Linked DNA regions of Homo sapiens: region 2 is linked to region 1. The links are chromatin loops, found by intact Hi-C in ENCODE. Cell type or tissue: Caco-2. All regions are shown on one strand. Each heading gives the region's core, and the rest is flanking DNA. Links, peaks and the distances in the headings are about the cores only. Region 1 has its middle 430 kb from the start of LINC02760. Region 2 has its middle 300 kb from the start of LINC02760.

The links. Peaks named below come from ENCODE experiments on the same cell type or tissue, not always from the same donor. Only the 100,000 strongest peaks of a DNase experiment are listed, where the experiment ranks them.
Region 2: a loop joins it to region 1, with 4 times the contacts of the local background. A loop is called at or near these places in 2 of 110 quality-filtered maps.

The regions. Positions count from the first base shown.
Region 1 is chr11:37,503,132-37,507,539 of GRCh38, forward strand. No RefSeq gene overlaps it. Among named protein-coding and RNA genes, the nearest start is that of LINC02760, 430 kb to the right of the region's middle. RefSeq lists an enhancer at 1,444-2,643. In Caco-2, for the core only: no CTCF peak of the experiment used is centred there; DNase peaks (open chromatin) are centred at 1,200 and 1,990.
Region 2 is chr11:37,640,743-37,645,150 of GRCh38, forward strand. No RefSeq gene overlaps it. Among named protein-coding and RNA genes, the nearest start is that of LINC02760, 300 kb to the right of the region's middle. In Caco-2, for the core only: no CTCF peak of the experiment used is centred there; no DNase peak of the experiment used is centred there.

The DNA.
Region 1 (4,408 bases), core at 105-4,104:
TTGAAAGGTATCCGTATCAGACAGTGATCTGGGCTTCTGAAGATCATTTTTTATACCCAAATGATATTTTCTCATAAGGTAGATAGGATAGATATCAATAAAGTATGTGGTTTCATTTGAATGGGATCCAGTGTTCCTAATGTGAAACAAATGAGGATTGTTCTTGTATAGGAAGCCACAGCCCAAATTCAAGAGACAGAGACTGTACACCAACAATGTGAAGATGCTCAGGATTAATGTTATGACCAGTGTTTGCACAAGGAGCCAAGTAAGCGAAAAGAAGCAGCAGATCTGGAACCTGTGAGAAAGGCCCCACCCTATCTTTGAAATTTAGGGTGACATATCAGGGTGCTGTGAATTTCAACTGAGCGGCTTGTTAACTGTGGGGCCCCATGTCTCAGAAACTCATTTCCTTCACCCAGGGACAATAATTGGTCTTGCTTCATTGGGTTGTTGTAGGGAATAAATGTGTGACTATAAAACATTACCTAGTTTCTACTACACATTAATAGTATATGCTAAATGTTGGCATCCTCTGCTAGCCACTTTCTGTTCCACAAGTGAAAATGGGGGAAGAAACAAGTAGTATTGCATAAATATAAATGTTGGCTTTTAGACTCAGAGTTCAGTAACCCCGTATCTTTGGTTTCATTGTGTTGCTCTACCAAATGTAATCACTACAATATATCAGTATGTTGACCTTCAATGAAAGCCATTATTATAAGCCTTTCTGGTTCATTTCCTGCTGACATCTATAGCACAAGTGACAGTATCATAGGGGATGGAGACAATTTAAAGCAGAGATGTGAATGCAGTGGGAAAGTGCCTGCAATCCAGACTTTTGGAGGGAAATACATGCAGCTTTGGGGTTTCATCTTACAATAACCACATTCATTTGGTAACATCCTTATCAAAATCAGGGGCATTTTGTGTCTTCATTAATCTATAAAGTCTTAGCACAACTATTAGGCTTTGGAAGTAACAACGACAGCATGTGGACCTCATCACATCCTTACTAGACCCCAAGCGGTAACCACTGCTCTAAAGTTAGTAACAGCTGATTCATAATCAAATAAGCTGAGGTTGAAAGTGAGAGGAAGCACTATTTTTGCTCTGGCAACCTGGAGTAAAGAATGTGGCCCTCTATGTTTGATGATTGTTCCACTGACTGAGTGTGGCAATAAGTAATGACTCAGAGCTGCCTCCTTCCTTGCCCTCAGAGCTGAAAGCATCCCTATTAAATTGAAGACCAGTGCTTTGCTTTCATTACAGTGGGGACTGCTCTTGCCAAAAGGGAATTTTCCTTAATTAATGAGAAAGGACTCTTTTCAAGCGCTACACAATGAGGTCATTGCAATGCAACTTTCTCAGCAAAGAGCAGTCTGTCTCTGAATACTGGACTTTGTAGCTGAGGTGGAGAGGCACTTTAGTGTAATTGTTAAGATGATAGGCTTTGGAGTCAGAACAACTGGCTAGCAAATATTGGCTGTCAGCGAATTTTTCAGTAATCTTGAGCATGTTATTTCACTTCTCTAAGCCTTGGTTTCCTTCTCAGCAACTGCAGATATATCATTTCTTATCTCATAGAATTGTTATTGAGATTAAACAAGATAAGAAGAGTAAAGCACTTATCACAGTGTTTGGGACATACTGGGTAATTATTAAGTGGTATCTATTTTATCTCAACATTGTTGTTAGTCTCTTTTTTTGGACTCATTAATGGAAGGTATATATTTTCATAAAATATGTGCCCAGGAGAAAAAGGATCAAAGGCACTCTTTATTATTCGTCATGAGTTAATGTCAAACCCTTATTACTTCCTGCATAGATTTCTAAATTATAGCTTCATAAAAACTACAGCCTAAGTAGTTATGACAAATTAGTTTTTTCTCATGGAATGTTGAGAAGGAATCTGAGACAAGACCTATGCTCACTGAAACCGAGGGCTATGATTCATAATGATATCAGCTGTGGGGGAAAAAAATGGGACCTGAGGGAACGCACGCCACCCACCCTCTATCTATGGCTAAGATAAGCAAACAGCCATCATCTTATTGGAATGAAGCAAACTGAAACCTGGATCTATTTAGTGTTAATGTTATGTAGCAGTTCTCTCTGATAATTGCCAAGTCACCAGTATTGGGTCTTGCCCTTTTAGTTTTGAGGAAATTATTTCAGATGATTGCTGTGTGTGGTATAAGCTAAGTCTGTGATTTTCAGTTTCAGAAATATATTTTAAAATTATTCAACCAATATTTCTTAACTGCTTTTTTAACACACCTTGAGTAATTACCTTTTTAAAATGCTGAGAAAATGGTGATAAATTTATACTTGTTGTGCAGCATCTCAATATTGTAAACCAAAAATAAAATTCTAAGACTCCCAACCAATTGAATGGATCCCGCCTCTCAGCCAAGGACATTCCAAAGTAAACCTGAAAAACTAGTTCAGGCCGTGATGGAAATGAGGGATTAGACATGCCTCATTATACCTTCTCCCCATGGAAGTTCAGGCACAACTAATCAGCATTCACATTAAAACAGAGGTCTCAGGACTGACCAAACGGACTCTTTGTGACAATACGGTATATCACAAAATGACAGATAGCAGGCCCTGGAAGAAATCAAAGTATTTTATCCTAAAATGTATTTCTTTGATGTATTTTAAAATAGCCCTGCAAAGCTGTCTCCTGTGGGAGAAATCTGTATTCTATAGGGAATCCCCTTCCCTTTCCAAATATTTTCCTGATCCAGGAGAGATTAACTAAGATTCTGGTACCTTTATAAGCCTGATAAGAAATATTTACCATCTAATCTCTTTGAAGCCTACTACTTGGAGGATTCATTTCTGCATAACAAGAACACTGGTCTCCACAGCCCCTTATCTTAATCCAGAAATTCCTTTCTATTGATTCCAGGCCTTCAGATAGTAACTTAACACTTTCAAGCAATTGCCAATCAGAAAATCTTTAAACCCACCTATGACATGGAAGCCCCACCTATGACCACGTTGAGTTATCCTTCCTTTCTGGACCAAACCAATGTACACCTTACATATATCAATTGATGTCTTTGGAACTTCTGTCTCCCAAAAATGTATAAAACAAAGCTGTAATCCAACCACTTTGGGCACATGTTCTCACAACCTCCTGAAGCTGTGTCACTGACATGTCCTTAATCTTGGCAAAATAAACTTCCAAATTGATTGAAACTTGTCTCACTTACTTTTTGTTTTACAATATCAAAATTGCTTGTATAACCAAACCTAGGTTCAGCTGCTCAACACTCAAAAGCCAGACGCAAGAGATGAGAGTTGATGGGAGGAAAAGCAGGTTTATTCAGAGAGCCAGCAAGCCGAGAAGATGGTGGACTACAGTCACAAAGACCATCTTAAATTTTAAATTTTACCATAAGGAGTTGGTATGGGAGATACGTGGGCATGGTGCAGGGGGCAGGGTCTGTGTGTCTTTGTTCTGATGGATATCTTGGGTAATTGTTTGGAGGTCTGGTTGGTGTTATTTTGACCTCAGCCTGTTGGTGGTGGACGAATTGTTCTTAACTTCCCTTAAGCGGGAGAATTCTGCAACTGGGGCTCTCTGCCTGGTTTGTTTCAAGTTAGCTGATGGAATTTCTTAAGCAAGAGCATAATTACATAACCATGCATTGCTGGAGGGGAGTGTCTAGAGAGGGAAGGAATGAAGGGATGAGAGGGGAGGGAAACAAAGTGGGTGATTAATATATATTTTTTAAATGGGGGTCCCGAGTTGCACTTGGATGGGAAAGATTCACAAAGTTTGGAAACTGAGCTTCTTCACAATTGTTTTGGAAATTATTTGTTTTCTCACATTAGAATGCTAGTGTTTCATTAGTGTTACGTAGATTCAACAGATAAAACATAGAACTGATATGTGCTTATCTGCTTTTCCTAGTGAGAGATTGATTAATTGTTGTGAGAGAGATCAATTTCACATTTACAATAGAAATCTGTATTAGTAGTTGTTTAAGATACATAGATAACCTGTAATTTCATGCTACATATATTCCTTGTTGCTGCTGGGGCTCAGAAAATGATACACCAAAGTATGGTGCTTTGGCAAGCTGAGTACTTTGATCTAAAGGATATTGGAAGGCATCAGAATAAATTGAATGGTTTTTAACATAAAGAAAAGGCAATATTTAAGGTGATTGTTATCCCCAGTACACTGATTACATGAATGCATTAAATTATCATATGTACCCTAGAACTATAAACATCTATTATGCATCAAGAAAAAAATTTAAAAAGAAGGAGCCTTAAAAGTAAAGTTTCTTTCTGACCTTCTCCTGCTCTCCTGTTTCCTGCCCCTCTTCTTCCCCTGAAGAAAGTCACAAAAATCAGAATTCTTTTTCACCAAGGTGAATCCTAGCAA
Region 2 (4,408 bases), core at 120-4,119, 140 kb after region 1:
CATTGTTGTTCTGATTTTCATTTTCCTAATGATTAATGATGTTGATCCTCTTTTATGTGCTTATTAGCTATTCGTATATCTTCTTTGGAGAAATGTCTATTCAATTAGTTTGTCTATCTTTGACTTTTTAAATTGTTGATTATTAGGAGTTATCTTTGTGTTCTGGATATTAATTATTTATCAGATATATGATTTGAAAACATTTTTCCCATTTTGTAGGTTGCATTTCACTCTGTTGATAGTGTTTTTTGATCCACAAAATTTTATGTTTTTATAAAGTCTAATTTGTCTATTTTTTTCTTTTTTTTTGCCCCTTCTTTCTTGGATAATATATTGACTGGATAAATAATTCTACGTTTAAATATTGTTTTCATTAAGTACTCTAAGGAGGTTGCTTCTATCTTCTCACTTGTATTTTTTCCAATGAGAAATTTTTGCTGACGTCTTTACCTTTGTGATTCTGTCTGCAATGTTACTTGGTTTTGTCTTTTTTATTGGTTTACAGCAATCTTTGTCTGTGTGTGTGTGTGTGTGACAAGGTTTCTTTCTGTCACCCAGGCTGGAGTGCTGTGGCACAATCACAGCTCACTGCAACCTCCACTTCCCAAGCTCAAGCTATCCTCCCAACTCAGCCTCCCAAGTAGCTGGGACCACACCCAGCTTCTCGAAATCTTGAGCTAAGGAGATCCACTGTCCTCAGCCTTCCAAAATGCTGGGATTACAGGTGTGAGACACTGCACCCGGCTGCAATTTGATTTTTATATGCTTTGTATTTCATGTTTTTATTATTGAGTTTTGTTGAGATTCTTGGAACACTTTTGGTCATTATTACAAGAATATTTTTGTTATCCCCAGCCCACTTTAGGGACCTCATATATTTAGATTCATGCCTGCATGAATTGTCTCCTGGTTTTTTGACAATCTATCCACGTTTTTCATTCTTTTTTTTCCCTCACTACGCTTCATGTTGAATTGTTTCAATTGTTACATTTTCAAGTTCAAAAATCTTTTTATAAAATATTTTTTTCTACCTTAAGCAAGACAGTAATATCATTGAATAAACATAGTGTCATATCTCATCATATATCTTATAATTGTTTAAAAGTTTCTCCATTTAGTTCCTTCATATATTTCGCATCTCCATACATTTACTTTTCCATATATTTTCCAAATAGACAGACATTCATGGTTCTGGATTTTCTCTCATGCTGATTGTTTCCTCATTTTCTACCTGTTGAAATTTAAATTGTGTTATAAAATCTTTATTGATCAAGCCTTATCATCTCTCTGTTAGAAACTATTTTTTCTCATTATTTTTCTAGAGCAATTCTTTGTAAAAAAATAATTGTTTTCTTCAATATTCAATTTATTTGTATTCTGTCTTTTATTTACTTAAATATTTACTCTTTCTTTTTTTCTCCTGTCTTACATTACTGGTGTCTTGAGGTCAAAGACTATACTCTCTTCTTCTTAATATGTTTATCACCCTGTAATTTTACTCATCCCAGTGCTCACTTTATTAACACAAATAAAACATCTTTGTTTCAGCAATATTTCACTCTGCTTTTATCTTTATCCCATAATCAAGACATCTAAACAGGTTTTTCACAGAACTTAATCATTCAGACGCTATGAATCACTTGGAGGTTTTACAAAAATAATTAAACTAAGAAGTTTATTATGGTTTGAGACCTTTCATCATGTTAATTGCACCTTTCTATGGGTCCAAAGGTAAACACAAAGCCAGTTCACAGTAGTTAATGAATTTTTATTATCCTCCTGAAGGCCTGATCCTCAGACAGAGAGAGCAAGATGATATCTCAGGCTCTCCTAGAGGACTATACTTTGACCCGGGTGTATATATAGATCACAGAAATCTCTTCTCTCCAGTGTATATCAGGAGTGAGAGTTTTGATATCTAGCTTTCCAGAGTCATATATTCTTTATGACATCCAGGTCAAATGGCCTCTCTGGAGGTATTTTTACCATTGTACATTTTTGGAGCCAACATATAGTTATTAAAACTTTCAAGTTATCAGACTTATTAAGACAAGAGGGGAATTTGAGTTCCTCTCAAGACCACAGGATACTATATGGAAGGAAGTTATGAAAGAAGAGCTGAGTTGTCTTAAAGCAATTAACCAGACTTATTGTATTAATTTAAAAAAAAAAGACTAGATGTTTGGACAATCAACCCATTCATTCTGATTCATTCTTAGTATGATTGGAGCAAGGAGAGCAAGATTCTAATTTTTTTCTGCTTTTCTGAATATTGCATTTCATTCTGCTTAACATTTCATATTCATAATCCAAATAAATAGTTAATAAGCCTTATCAGTTCCCTTTTATATTATAGATCTCATTCACTTACCCCGTCAAAAGTCAAGAGCCTATTTGATAAGCTATGCAGTTTGAATAATGAAAGTAGCTGATGAGTCTGCTAATCATCATTCCTCAAATGTTTATGTGCGTATGGATTTCTTAGAAGTCTGGTTAAAATGTAAAGTCAGTTTAGTATATCTGGGATGTGGCCTGAGGTTCTGCATTTCTAACAAGCTTCCAAGTGATGCTGATGAAGCTGACCTATGCACCACACTATAAGTAAAGTTTTTAATATGATGAGTTCCTGATTTGAAGCTTTCTTATGCTTTGAGGCTGGATTCTATCCTCTTAGGAAGAAAAGTCCAATGTTTTGGGTTAAAACAGAAAAAGAATGCCTCAGCATCATAATTCACGTTTTACATCCCTCATTGCCTTGTCTGCTTGGAATTCTGATCTGAGTCATTGACTCGGACATCTTTCTGTGTTTTGTACTCGTTACTTTGCCTGGTCCTTCCTCTGACTGCCTTTGCCTTGTAGCACTGTTTCTTGAAAGTCACCCAATGATCACCAGGATCAAAAGCTGCTGGGACGGTTGTTAGAATAAGTATTTCATTGGCCCTCTTAGAGCATAGTGATACTCTGAAACCTGAAATGAGTGCTTTAAATAGCATAATAAAATTGAAAATCACTGAAATGTTACTTTCTTTGCAAGTCACTTCTAAGTTAGTATGACTGTTTATTGTTTATCTAAATTTAATTCAATGTCTTATTCTTATCTGTAAATAATCCCACCCCAGCATGCTTACATGACCCTCTGTGTCAGACTGGCTTGAATTCTATTCTGATGTGCTTTCCAGAGATAGTCTTTTCTACTGCCCAACCTTCATTTGCTTCGCTGTCTGCCTGTTTCTGTCTTTCTCAGATTGATCTTTCATATTCCATGTTACACTCTTGCTCACCAAAGTGCTAAAAACAAACCAGAAAGGAGTTACAGTGGTCCCCGCTGCTCCACAAGTTTCACAACCTGCAATGTATGCCTGAAACCACAGATAGCACCAAACCCAATTGTCATCAATCAGAACATGTTTCTGTTTATGTCTTCCACACACAAATGTAATGTTATCATGCACTGTGGTTGTAATTTTGTACACTGAGGTGTGACAGCAAAACTAGCACACATTTCTATTTCCTTTTTCACAATTTCATAGATAGAAGATTCATTCTACACTGTAGATCTTAGCGACCTCAGCATATGATTTTTTTTTTCTTTCTTTATTCAGTTGAGAACTTGCACCATTTCACTTAAGAGAAGAATTTTACTGCTACTCTTTGGCATATATGAATTGCCACATCACTACTCTTGTGCTTTGGGACCAATATTAAGTAAAATAAGGGATACTAGGACACAAGAACTGTGATAGCTTGGCCATGAATTGGATAACTGTGACTGCTACTAAGTGACTCATGGGTGGGTAGCGTAGACTGCATGGATCTGCTGGACAAAGGGATAATTTGTTTCCTGGGGGAGGATGGAGCAGAATGGTGTGAGATTTCATGATGCTGCTCAGAGCAGCTGGTGCACAATTTAAAACTTATGAATTGATTATTTTTAAAATTCTCTATTTAGCATTTTCAGACCTTGGTAGATAGCTGTAACTGAAACCACAGGAAGTGAAATCTCAGATAAGAGGGTGCCTCTGTCATTTTTACTGTAGTTGTGATTGTAGGATGCCAAATAAAATCAATTAAATTTATATTTATGTTTAGATGACCATGGACCAGGTTGCTTTGAGAGAGTAAAACATAATCAGGACATAGTGACAACTCTTAAAAAGTGTGTAATTTATCGAGTGTAAAGGGAACTGAGAGTTAGAAACATCTTGTAAGACAGTGAAAACATAAGCTCCTACCCACATTTCATAAACATATGTTTATTTCTGCCCAATATCTTTTGAGAGAATCATGTGTATTAATTTTTATTGCTGCTGTAACCAATTACAACAAATTTAATGGCTTAAAATGTTATACTTCTCTTTGGGAGGCCGAGGCGGGTGGATCATGAGGTCAGGAGATCGAGACCATCCTG